Regions from separate parts of the Homo sapiens genome. Here region 1 is linked to region 2. The links are chromatin loops, found by intact Hi-C in ENCODE. Cell type or tissue: heart right ventricle. All regions are shown on one strand. Links, peaks and the distances in the headings refer to the core of each region. The heading gives the core; the rest is flanking DNA.

Evidence for each region. Peaks named below come from ENCODE experiments on the same cell type or tissue, not always from the same donor. Only the 100,000 strongest peaks of a DNase experiment are listed, where the experiment ranks them.
Region 1: it touches region 2 in a loop (7-fold over the local background); 47 of 110 quality-filtered maps call a loop at or near these places.

What each region holds. Positions count from the first base shown.
Region 1 is chr11:6,752,237-6,759,017 of GRCh38, reverse strand. No RefSeq gene overlaps it. Among named protein-coding and RNA genes, the nearest start is that of OR2AG2, 16 kb to the left of the region's middle. In heart right ventricle, for the core only: CTCF peaks have their summits at 1,437 (motif pointing right), 3,277 and 3,481 (motif pointing left); DNase peaks (open chromatin) are centred at 1,437 and 3,476.
Region 2 is chr11:6,702,071-6,708,851 of GRCh38, reverse strand. LOC124902625 (a long non-coding RNA gene) reads right to left here. Exons shown (of 4, transcript XR_007062574.1): 4 at 4,381-4,420. Among named protein-coding and RNA genes, the nearest start is that of MRPL17, 22 kb to the right of the region's middle. In heart right ventricle, for the core only: CTCF peaks have their summits at 2,746 (motif pointing right) and 5,196 (motif pointing left); DNase peaks (open chromatin) are centred at 2,751 and 5,210; H3K27ac peaks cover 2,737 bases.

The DNA.
Region 1 (6,781 bases), core at 652-5,651, 50 kb before region 2:
TTTGTATAACTGTTATATTTTAGCTTAAAAAAGTTATTAAAAAAAGATTAGCCACGTGTTTTGTAGTCATTTGACTCACTGAGGGCTAGTCTCTCTTTGAGTATGCTATTGATAAATAAATGTCCCCCAAAGATGTTCACATTCCTACTCCCCAGAACCTGTACATGGTACCTTAGATGGCAAAAAGGACTTTGTAGATGTGATTAAATTACCAATCTTGAGACAAGAAAATTATCCCGGATTATCCAGGTGGGTTCAATATAATCACAAGGGTCCTTATAAGAGGGAGGTAGCAGGGTCAGAGTTGGAACGATGCACCGAAACCCTTGAATGGCCATTGTTGGCTTTGAAGGTGGAAGGGGTCAGAAGTCTAGGAATGCAGGCAGTTTCTAGATGCAGGAAGGGCAAGGGAATGGATTTTACTGAGAGCCTTTAGAAGGAAGGAAGCCCTGCCAATACCTTGTTTTCGGCCCCATAAGACCTAATTTTGGACTTTAACCTCCAGAACTTAAGATAAATCTGTGGTTGTAAGCCACCAAATTGGTTGTAATTTGTTACAGCAGGAATAGAAAATTAACACAGTAGCTTACACATTGTGCTGGTCAGAGCACACTGCACATAATAGGTACTCTGCGAATGTGTATTGGATGAATGGACAAGCTCCCGACATGCCAGATTCTTAATTATGATGAAAGAATATTATAAATAAAGAAAGGTGTTTATGTCTGTGAGAATTCAAGACCGGTATCATGTGGTGTGAGCAGGCCGTTTTCTTCTAGTCTCTCTCCCACTGATCTTCCACATCTCAAGCTTTCCAGACTAAACACCTGGAGGTGCAGTGAACAGAGCACAGGATAAGGCTTTGACCTTATCAGACAACAAAAGTGAAGATGAAGATGTAGGTAAAAGTGTCATAATTAAAGCATCTTCTTACTCTACCGGAGACATTCATTTGTCTGGAAGGAGTTAGAATTCTTTATGAAAGAAAAGTAGAGAGAAATAAGACTGAGGTAATATTAGTCTTTTGACATCCAAATGGATTAATTATGCCATGCATCAACTTTAGGACTCAGTCACAGAAATGTAGCACATCACAGTCAAGTAGAGAGAGCCCCTGGGGTTTAACTTTACAAAGATGCCTTGAGTTTTTATGTGATTTAGATACTGAATTGAAACCTGGTGGGCTCTTATAGGCCTCCATAGCCGAATGAGTTGACTTGACAATAACAGAGTGTGGAATGCTGGACCAACTTGTAGGCTGGAGGATGTGGCAATCAACTCAGGGTTATGCAGACAGCAAAATTTTTCTTACAGCATTAGCAACTCAGAAACATTGTCCCTGTAGAAAGTGTAGACCCCATGTGAACTAGCCAGTTCAGCAGTGGTGTCCTGCAGAATGCTGAACAACTAGGTTCATAAAAAACAGTGCTCGAGAGACCAGCAGATGGAGCTGCTGCAACAGAAAAACAAGGCTGAGGCTAGAGTTCCTTCTCAGCACCAGAAGCTTGAATAAACCACACTCTTTCCACCACACATTGGGATGAGAAGCAGGGGAAGGCTTTCTTAGTAATCAAGCATCATTTTATCCAACAGAGAATGAATAATTCCTAAAAATATACTAAATTGTCAGGTTAGACTAAATGAAAATTAGATTGAACTATTAGTTTGGTTTGTTGTTTTTTTCTCCTGCTAACCAGTGGATGGGGATTTGAGACGAATATCAAATTATAGACTAAAATAAAGAGAGTAAAATGTTTCTGTACGTTATCTGAGTCATAGTATAAGCCTTAGGATCACCCCCTATTGCCCTTCTGAAGTCATTGATATTTCTCCTTGGATAAGGTTTTCAAAAGAGGAAAGAGAATCACAGAAAGAGAAAGAGTGAGAGATCACAGAAGGGCATATTAATTTACCTTTTTTTCTTCCATTCTCTCTTTCCTGTTTCTGTTTCCTATCTGTCTTTGAGTTTGGGAAGTTGGAGAGAATTTGAACTTGAATCCATAGACCTATTTCTGCTATGTAATTCTTCCTTCTCTTTGTTTTAGAGAATGCTCTTCAGGCAGGAAAGTTTCTCATGAATACCTCCATTCAGCAAACTTTACTAAAGATAAGTGTGAGACCCTGTAATAAACATAGGATATAAAAAAGAGGGAGAAGAGAAACCTGGCTATGGCCCTCACACAGGGAGCAGGGGAAATAGAGAAATCGGCATTTAAACAAGTGATTGCTGCAACAACTATAGTTGAAGAGAAAGGAGCTGAGATTAATTTTTATATTACCTATTTCAAGGCTCATGTTTGTGAAGATATCCCTGACATCCAATCAGTTATGTCTTCATCTTTTGTCAATGTTTACACCTTGCATTTCCATGCTACTTATATTTTATTCTGTCTTCTGTTCACATTCTTCTGGTATATAAAGGAATTTTATTTTATTTTATTTTATTTTTTAATTTGTATATATATATATATACACATAGTAGGTGTATATATTTATGGGGTACATGAGATATTTTAATGCAGGAACACATGATAATCACATCAGAGTAAATGGGGTACCCATCACCTCAAGCTTTCATATTTATTTGTGTTAGAAACATTCCCATTATACCGTTCGCATTCTTTCCACCAGTTTTTGCACATCCTTGGAAGAAAATCTATGTCTAATCTACTCCCTAAAGCTCTGGGTCCTGGCAAAATTGTAGACACATAGGAAATGAGTGTGAAATAATCTCACTCTCAAGCTGTGCAAAAACCTATGCTCAAAGATGTTAATTGCCGTGCTATTTATAATAGTGAAAATGTAGGAACCTGGTTGGCTGTCAGTAGTGACCTGGTTAATTACATACAAAGGGATATTATGTAGGCTTTAAAGTTAATTATTAAACTATACCAATATTTGTTGACCTAGAAAGATATCCCTAGTAGATTTTGAGTGAAAATGAGATTATAGGAGAGTATATATACTATACATTGCCATAAATGCAAAATTATACATATTTAACTATGTGTCTATATGCCTGAAAGAATTGCTATTAAAATGTTCACAGAAGGTAATTTGAATGGTGGGATTTTGTGTGCTTTTTTCTTTCTTATGTTTTCCTACATTTTCAAACATTTTTTCAGTGACTACACGTTATTTAAAAAAAAAAACAACAACAAAGATTTTCAAAAATTCCATCAAAATTTGATTCTTTTCTGTTTTCATATTTAAAACTTAAACATCACATTTCATAGTAGCTCTCAATGGGGCAATCCAAATATTTTAAGGACATTTGACAATGTTTAGAGACATTTTTGTTGTCATAACTGTGAGGAGTGCTGCTAGCATCTAGTGAGTAGAGGCCAGAGGTGCTGCTAGACATCCTATAATGCACAGAACAGTTCCCCACAATAAATTATCTGGCCCTAAATGTTAACTGTGCTGGAGTTGGGAAAATCTCAGAATTCAGTATCCTGATCTGCTCTTTATCGCCATCTGTTGGTGAAAGACATGTCTGCAACTTCCACGCAGTTTTAGCCAGAAGCCAAACTTAGGGCCTCGGAAATAAGATGGGATGCCTAAGAATGGTAGCTATGGTTAGCATGGGAGTCAGAAAAACAGCAAATTAATTCGTCACTGTGACTGTCTATGATGCTCTTACTAAGACCAGTAGTTGCTTTGACACTGCCAATCTGTATCTATAAAATGATACATCATGATTTCCATTTTTTAGCCTTATTGGAACTCCAGAGACCAAGAAAAGCTACAAGCTGAGGCAGAAAAGGCTGCGGGTAAATTTTATGGACTTAACCTGGCTGATATAAGGGGGTAATCTCTACTTGCACACATAGGTGCCTCCCCAGTACATAGGATGATAAAGCTTTAGCTCTGCCAGGAACAATTTCAGACTGGAACACATGGGACCAAGGCAAGGCTCCTTGTTTTGGCTCAATTTAACTACTACGTCCATCTCACACCTCCTCCTAAGGAATATATTTGCAAGGCCTAGGCTTCCACCTTTAACCCCACCCCTCCTACCCCCAATTCCAAGGCCATGTGAGAAAAAAAATCTATTCTAGCTCTGCTCATCAGTTTTATCTCCTTTATTTTTATTTGCCAGTTTTATGTTGTCTATTGATCACTTACTAATGAGTTGCCCATCTAGCAACTATGTCTCATGCTTCTCTCTACTACTCTCAATAGGGCTGTGGGCCACTGCTTGATGTATGAGGGGACTCAACTCCGGAGATGGGGCTCAGACACTGGACCAAATAGAGGACTAGCTAAAACAGGGACTGGGCAGGAGCAGCTTTTGATAAGACATTCCCACCAGTGTGCCATGATAGTTCACCTGTGCCATGGCAACATCTGGGAGTTACCACCCCTTTCTATGGCAATGCTACCTTCAGCACACTGTCTGTGGGGTAGCCCTGCTCTGCAAAGGCAGTCACAAAGCTGTAACACCACCAGAGCTGTAACACTCCTGCTTCAAAAAGGCTGTTTTCTTCTACCCTACCACCGGCTCACCATTGAAAAAATAAAAAATAAAAACATCCAACTGCCCATTTGTAGCTCATAATCCACTTTTGTAACACGTTGCTATCTATATTTTGTAGAAAGTGGGAAACTAAAAGGAAAAAGTAATTAAGCATTTGCTAAACTTAGGCTAACTGAAATCCCCTGTAGAGACCCTTAATAGACATTGGGACAAAAATAAGCATCCCAAAAGACTCACCACTAGGGTGTCTTTTAGACAGTTGGAGTTGGAGTAAATTCAAATTATTAGACAAATTGAAAAGGAAAAAAACTCATTTACTATTGCAATAACGTTTGAATTCAATAAAAATTGGCAAACCAACAGATTTGGCCTAGGCATGCTTCTTTACATTATAATGATACTGTACAAGTAGATTTGCTTTGTAAAAAGGAAGGAAAATGGGAAGAAGTTCCTTAATGTGCAGGCTTTTATAACCCTCTACCAGGATTCTAACTTAAGGGCTACCTGTAGAACATGTCTGGTTCATGATACCCCCAGGCACCCAGAAGACATGCCAGATATCCTAGATGACCTCTCCTAGCTACTACTCCTAGGAGACCTGTGGCCCTCTTCAGATCCCCCACCAGTTCTCTAGTGCAAGGTTCCACCTTAAGGTCGTCAGGCACCCCTCCCACTTATCCAACAAGCCCTGGCCCGTATCCTCTACTGCCTGAAGAAGTAAACCTAACCAGTACCACCAGGAACGGGGCCCCATATCAGCCCCCAGAATTGAAAATGTTTTCATTGCAGTGGGTAGCTGATGGAGATGGAGGAGTGGCCGGAGTGTATGTGCCTTTTTCTATGCCTGATTTGGCTTTGTGCAAGCAAAAATATGGTCAGTTTTTGGAGGATCCAGGCAAACATGTAGAGGAGTTTGTTAAGTTGACCATGTCTTTTTATTTAACTGTGCAAATATTATCCACTTCTTGTACTGTAGAGGAAAAACAAAGAATTCTAGGTATTGCTCATGAACATGCAGATGGGGTGGCTGCACTAAAACAGGCCTTGCCATTTTATGTGGGAGTAGAAGCAGTTCCAGATCTAGATCTTCAATGGGATTATCGGAGAGGATGTCAAGATCTTGAACACAGAAATCATGTGCTAATTTGTTTAATAGGTGGTATAAAAGAGCATGAGGTTAAACCAGTTAATTATGATAAGGTGAAAGAAATAACCCAAAAGAAAGATGAAAATCCCATTTCATTTCAGGGCCATTTGGTTGAAGCATTCAGGAAATATACTAATACAGACCCAGACTCCCCAGAAGGGTAAGCTCTCCTGGGTGCACATTTTACTACTCAGTTTGCCCCTGACATTAGGAAGAAGCTACAAAAAGTATCAATGGGATCCCAAACCCCCATGAGCCAACTTTTAGATATTGCCTTTGGAGTTTACAATAATAGGGACAGTGCAGAGGAAGAGGCAAACACCAAAAGAACTGGCCAATAAGCACAATTGTTAGTGGCTGTTTTAGGCACTACTGCCTCAGGATTACCCACCTCAAGGAAGTGTGGTGAGACTGGCATCTGGGATGCTCAGATGAGAGCCCCCACTCACCAGCCTCTAGGCCAACATCATTGCACCTTCTGTAATTAAGAAAGCCACTGGAAGAAGGACTGCCCCAGGCTTAAGAGGGAGTCTGAAACACCCATACTTATAATGGCCAAGAAAGCAGACGCCTGAAAAGGCCTGAGGTCTTCTATGGGTCCCACTAGACACCTTACCATCGCCATGAAGGAGCCTCAGTAACCCCTGATAGAGCAGGCAAGAATACTGAGTTCTTATTGGACACAGGAGGTGACTACTTAGTTTTAACCTATTTCTCAGGGCCACTGTCTTACCACTCTTGTCCAGCAACAGGAATTGATGGCCAACGAAAAATTAGGAGAGCTGCCCTCCTCCTTGGTTACACCATTGAGGACCATACATTTTCCCTCAGTTTTACTTATGCCTGAGTGTCCTAGCCCTCTACTGGAGGGAGACTTACTTTCCCAATTACAGGATACAGTTCAATTTAGGGTGCCTCATAAGAAGGCAACAGGCCAGGAAGCGATGTTTCTCCTAGCTCTAAGTGCTTGCCTTAACACAGATAAGGAGAAGACCTCCCTTGCATCACACATTGCTTCTTGAGTAGACCCCTCTATTTGGGACATGGAAGTTCCCTGAAGAGCTGTTAATGTACTCCCAAGTCCAGGTTATTTAAAAACCCAATGTTAATTTCCCATGGGAAAAAAAAAACAATATTTTTTGATACCTGAGTCT
Region 2 (6,781 bases), core at 605-5,604:
TGAAGCCCCATCTCTACTGAAAATACAAAAATTAGCCGGGTGTTGTGGCGGGCGCCTGTAATCCCAGCTACTCAGGAGGCTGAGACAGGAGAATCACTTGAACCTGGGAGGCAGAGGTTGCAGTGAGCTGAGATAGCTCTACTGCACTCCAGCTTGGGCGGCACATGGAGACTGTCTCAAAAACATAAAAAAATAAAAAGAAAAAAGAAGGAAAGTAGAATGTTTGTTACCAGAAGCTGGGATGGTGGGTGGGGGAAAGCAGAAGTGTAGGTCAAAGGGTACAAAGAGAGAGAGGAAGCAAGAAGAAGGTAATTCAAGATGAAGAAGCAGGTATAAGCCAAGTGTTGAGAGTTAGAAAATGCCAGCCTGTGAAAGCCAGGCTGTTAGTTGTGCGAAGGGCCTCCACTATTTACTACATGTATGACCTTGGATGAGTTAGTTAACCTGTCTCTGCTTCATTTCCTTCATACATAAAATGGTGCAACCTCAGTGAAGTGTTAAGAATAACGTGAAACAATACATATGCCTGAAACATGGTACACGTGCCAATAATGTTAGGTAGTAGCAATGCCAACAACAGCAGAAGCAGCAATAACCGCAGCAAAAGTCACGTTAATAGAAGTAATTATAGCATTTATTAACATTATTATTGCTATTATACTGAAATGTAGTTGTGGCTACACTCCATCTTAATTGTTAAGGTCCTGAAGAAGAGGGTCCAAGTTCTTTTTTTTTTTTTTTTTTTTTGAGATACAGTCTTGCTCTGTCGCCCAGGCTGGAGTGCAGTGGTGCAATCTCGGCTCACTGCAACCTCTCAGGCTCAAGCGATTCTCCTGCCTCAGCCTCCCGAGTGGCTGGGATTACAGGCACCTGCCACCACTCCCAGATAATTTTTATACTTTTTAGTAGAGAGGAGGTTTTGCCATGTTGGCCAGGCTGGTCTCAAACTCCTGACCTCAGGCGATCTGCCTGCCTCAGCCTCCCAAAGTGCTGGGATTACAGGTGTGAGCCACCACGCTGGGCCAGTCCAAGTTCTTTATTTTGACTGAAACAGTGTTTATAAATGTGCTTTCCTTATTGTTTCCTGTATCTATAGTTTATTTTCTCTGAATAGGATTTTTAAAATACAATAGAATTAAAATGTAAACCTCAAAAAAGGGGTGAGGAATGGAGGGAAGATATGTGAGTAGGCCAGGACAGAATGAGAGCGTCGTTGTGGGTTCCTGAGGCAACAGTTATCCAATGTCATTGTTATTTTTAATGAAATTCAAGGAATTTGCATTTATTCCAAATTGGAAAAGATGTGAACCAGGAACAACCTGCCTGACAGTTTATGTATCTTTGGCGATTTTCCTTTGAACCATGGGAAAAATCATGTTTATCTTGTAGTTTACATTGTAATTCTCATCCACTCCTCTGTGAAGACGTGGAACTGTGCCACCCAGAACCTCCTGCAAGAGAAGACTTGCTGCCCAACTGAGGGGAATGAAGTAAGCAGCCAGGCTTCAGCTGTCAGATCTTCCCAATCTGCCTCAATTGCAGGGAGCCCCTTCACCTGAGGTAATGCCCTTCCTGGGGTAGCCTGTATCCAGAGGCTGAGACAGAAAAGAAAGACCCAGCCATTGTAGCCTGACACAGGATGCTTTGTTGGTCTTCACTCTACAGAGCTCTCCACCAGGTTCAGGGAAGGTTTGTAAGGCCTGCATCACGGCTCAATGTCTTTCTCTGCCAAATCCTACTTTTGCCCCTTTTCTTCACAGGCGTTGATCCCTAATAAACATCTTGCCCTCCACACTGTTCTACCGTCTGCTCTTGGGGAAATCAACCTGCAACCTACTTCAAGGCATTGGTAGATATTGCTATGTCAAGATAGATTTGGACAATGGGGTGATGGATACTAAAGAGGTAGTGCAAAAAGAAAATGAGGGGCATACAACATTCTCCTCTTCCCAACACCTGTATGAAGAAAGCAGCATCCTTTTGAGGAGTGAGAGAATACAGATCTTTCAGAAGTGAGCAGCAGGCAGGAAAGTGGCCTACAGCCCTGTTGAGAGCAGCAGAGAGGAGCATGAGACATAGCTGCCAGATGGGAAATTCATTAGTAAGTGATCATTAGAAAACAGGAAACTGGTGGATGAAAATAAAAGAAGTAAAACTGATAAGCAAGTAAGAACAGATATTTCTTCTACGTGGCTTTCGAATTGGGGGTAGGAGGGGTGGAGTCAAGGAATGAAGCCTAGGCCTTGCAAATGCATCCCTTAGGAAAAGTGAAATGGAAGTAACGGTTACATCAAGCCAAAACAAGGAGCTTTGACTTGGTCCCACATGCTGCGATCTAGAATTGTTCCTGGCACAGCTAAAGCTTTATCATCCTATGTAATGGGGAGGCACCTATGGATGCAAGTAGAGATTACCCCCTTATATCAACCACATTAAATCCATAAAGTTTCCCCAAAGCCTTTCCTGCCTCAGCATCTAACTTCCTTCTTCTGAGTCTCTGGAGTCCCAGCGCGGCAGGAAAATGGAAATCATAATATAGCGTTCATAGATACAGAATGGCAGCGTCAGGAGCAACTACAGTTCTTAGTAAGAGCATCACAGACCCTCTCAGCCATGAATTAACTTGCTCTTTTTCTACCTCCCTTTGTAACTATAGCTACCCTTCTTAGGGCCTCCCATCTTTTTTCTGAGGCCCTAGTTTGGTTTCTGGCTGAAACTACATGGGAGTTGCAGGCACTTCTCTCACCACCAGATGGTGATAAAGAGCCTATCAGGATAATGAATTCTGAGATTTCCCAACTCCGGCATAGTTAACATTTAGAGCCAGATAATTTATTGTGGGAAACTCTCTGTGCGTTATAAGATGTCTAGTAGCACCTCTGGCCTCTATCCATTAAATGTGAGTAGCACTATTCACAGTTATGGCAACAAAAATGTCTCTAGACATTGTCAAATGTCCCTGAAACATTTGCATTGCCCCGGTGGAGAACCACTGTGAAATGAGGTGTTCAAGAGTTTTAAATAGGAGAAAGAAAATGAATGCAATTTTGATGAAATTTTTGAAAAGCTTTCTTATTTTTTACAATATTACATTTATTGAAAAAATTCAAAAATGTGGAAAAACATAAGAAAATCAGACACCCAAAATCCTGTCATCCAGATTAACTTTGGTGAACATTTTTATACTCATCCTTCTAGGCATATGGACACATAGTGGAAAACATACAATTTTGCATACATGGCAATGTATAATATATATACTCCAAAATTTCACTCATAAATGGCACTGCAGTTAACATACATCTTTGAACATAATTTTTTTTTTTGAGATGGAGTCTCACTCTGTCACACAGGCTGGAGTGCAGTGGCGCAATCTCGGCTCACTGCAACCTCTGCCTCCTGGGTTCAGGCGATTCTCCTGCCTCAGCCTCCCAAGTAGCTGGGATTACAGGTCCATGCCACTATGCCCAGCTAATTTTTGTATTTTTACTAGAGACGGGGTTTTGCCATGTTGGCCAGGCTGGTCTCGAACTCCTGACCTCAGGTGATCTGCCCACCTCAGCCTCCCAAAGTGCTGGGATTACAGGCATGAGCCACCATGCCCAGCCTGAACATACATCTTTGCACAGGTTGAGTGTGACAGTTTTTCACTCCACATTTCCTATATATCTACAATTTTGCCACGACAGGACCCAGAGCTTTACAAAGTAATTTGGACATAGATATTCTTCCAAAGATGTACAAAAACTGCTGGAAAGAATGTGAACATTCCCAGTGCAGTGGCTCATGCTGTCTCTACTAAAAATACAAAAATTAGCCAGGCATGGTGGCGGGTGCCTGTAATCCCAGCTACTCAGGAGGCTGAGGCAGGAGAATCACTTGAACCGGGAGGTGCAGGTTGCAGTGAGCTGAGATCGCACCACTGCACTCCAGCCTGGGCAACAGAGCAAGACTCCATCTCAAAAAAAAATTGTGAATAGAAGATAGAATAAATATAATTCGTGACATGGAAATGCAAGGTGGAAATTTTGGCAAAAATTGAGAGATAACTGATTAGATGTCAGGGATATCTTCACAGACATGGGCCTAGATATAAGCAGTATAAATGTTAGTCTCAGCCAGTTGTCGTGGCTCACACCTGCAATCCCAGCACTTTGGGAGGTCAAGGCAGGTGGCTCACTTGAGGTCAGGAGTTCAAGACAACCCTGGCCAACATGGTGAAACCCCATCTAGAAAAAAAAAGAAAAAAGTATCAGCTCCTTTTTCTTCAACTACAGTACTTCGAAAATTATTTGTTTAAATATTTCCGCTGGACACAGTGGCTCTCACCTGTAATTCCAGTGCTTTGGAAGGCTGAGACAGGAGGATCACTTGAGGCCAGGAATTTGAGACTAGCCTGGGCAACATAGCAAGACTCCATCTGTACAAAAAAAAGATTAAATAAAGAAAAAAATGCATATTCCCCCTACTCCCCTGTGTGCAGGCTAGGGCCAGCTTTCTCTTCTTATATATCCTGTATTTATTACAGGGCCTCCCACTTATCAAACCTTTAGTAAACATTCGCTGAATGGAGGTATTTATTGGAAACTCCTGCTTGAAGAGCATTCTCCAAAACAAAGAGAAGGGTGTATCATGTAGGAGACAGAGGGTTATGGATTCAAGTTCAAATTGCCTCCAACTTCCCAAACTCAAAACATGAACTCATGGATAAGAAAGAGAGGAGAGAGGAAGCGAAAAATGTAAATTGATATGCACTTCTGTGATCTCTTGCTCTTTCTGTGATTCTCTTTCCTTTTCTGGCAACCTTATCCAAGGAAAAATCTCAATGACCTTGCAGTAGGGCAATTGGGGATGATCCTAAGGCTTACACTACACCTCAGAGGATGTACAGAAACATTTTACTCTCTTTATTTAGTCTATAATCTGATGTCCTCCCAAATCCCTATCTACGAGTTAGCAGGAGGAAGAAAAAAAAACTAATAATGCAATCTAATTTTAATTTAGTCTAACCTGACACAATGTAAATATGCCTTCAGAAATTATTGTTTCTATTGGATAAAATAATGCTTGATCACTCAGAAAGCCTCTACTTCCCCTGCTTCTCTCCCCAGTGTATGATGGAGAGACTATGGTTATGCAATCCCCTGGCACAGAGAAGGAACTCTAGCCTCAGGCTGGTTTTTATGTTGTGGCAGCTCCATCTGCTGGTCTCTGGGGGACTGTCCTTTGGGCACTGAATTATTCAACATTCTGCAGGACACCACTGCTAAATTGGCTAATTCACATGGGGTCTGTACTTTCTACAGGGACAATGTTCCTGAGTTGCTAAGGCTGTTAAGAAAAATTTTGCTGTCTGCAGAACCCTGAGTTGATTGCCACATCCTCCAGCCTGCAAATTGGTCCAGCAGTCTACGCTACCTTATTGTTGAGTCAACTCATTCTGCTATTGTAGGCCTATGACAATCCACTGGGTTTCAATTCAGTATCCAAACTGCATAAAAACTCAAGGCACCTTTGTAAAATTAAGCCTTCTTCTTTCTGACCATGCTGTGCTACATTTCTGTGAATGAATCCTAAAGTTGATGCATGGCATAATCCATTTGGATGTCAAAAGACTAATATTACCTCAGTCTTATATTTTTGGAAAAAATTCTAACTTCCTCCAGACAAATGAATGCCTCCGACAGACTAAGGAGAAGCCCTAATAATGGCATTTTTATCTACATCCTCATCTTCAATTTTGTTGTCTGATGAGTTCAAAGCTTGTGCTCTCTTCACTTCACCTCCAGGACCTTGGTCTGGAAAGGTCCTTGAGGTCTGGAAGATTAGCAGGAGAGAGACAAAAAAAAAAAATTGCCTGGTCACACTACACAATACCAGTCTTGAATTCTCACAGACAAAAACACCTTTATTTATTTCTAAAATTCCTTCGTCGTAATTAAGAATCAGACATGTTGGAAGCTCGGCCATTCATTCAATACACACTCACAGAGTACCTATTATGTGTGATGTATTCTGACGGGCACAATGTGTAACCCACTGTGTTAGTTTCCTGTTCCTACTATAACAAATTATCACAACCTTGGTGGCTAAAAACAATGAAACAACAGATTTATCTTACAGTTCTGGAGGTCAAAGTCTAAAATTAGGACTTATGGAATTAAAAACAAGGTATTGGCAGAGCTTCGTACCTTCTAAAGACACTCGGGAAAAATTCTTTTTCTTCTTTCTTTCTTTTTTTTTTTTTTTTGCCTTTTCTGCTTCTACATTCCTAGACACATGACCCCCTTCCATCTTCAAAGCCAGCAACAAGAAGTCAAGTTTTTCAGTGCCTCATTCCAATGCTTGACCCTACTGACTCTTTCTTATAAGGACCCTTGTGATTACATTGGGCCCACTGGATAATCCAGGATAATCTCCTCGTCTCAAGATTGTGAATTTAATCACATCTGCAAAGTCCTTTTTGCCATATGGAGTAACAGTCACAGGTTCTGGGGAGTAGGAGGTGGATATCTTCAGGGGACCTTTATTTATCAGTATTAAACTCAAAGAAAGGATAACTCTCCATGAGTCGGACAGCTATAAAAGATGTGGCTAATCTTTTTTAACTTCTTTTTTATTGAAATATAACAGTTATACTAAAAAGGGTACACAGATTTTATGTGTACAGCTCAACGATCTGTGACAAAGCAAATACACTCCAGTAACCAGCATCCAGATCAAGTTACGGAGCATTGCCCACACCCTAGAACTCACCCCTCATGCCCTCCTCTAATCACTG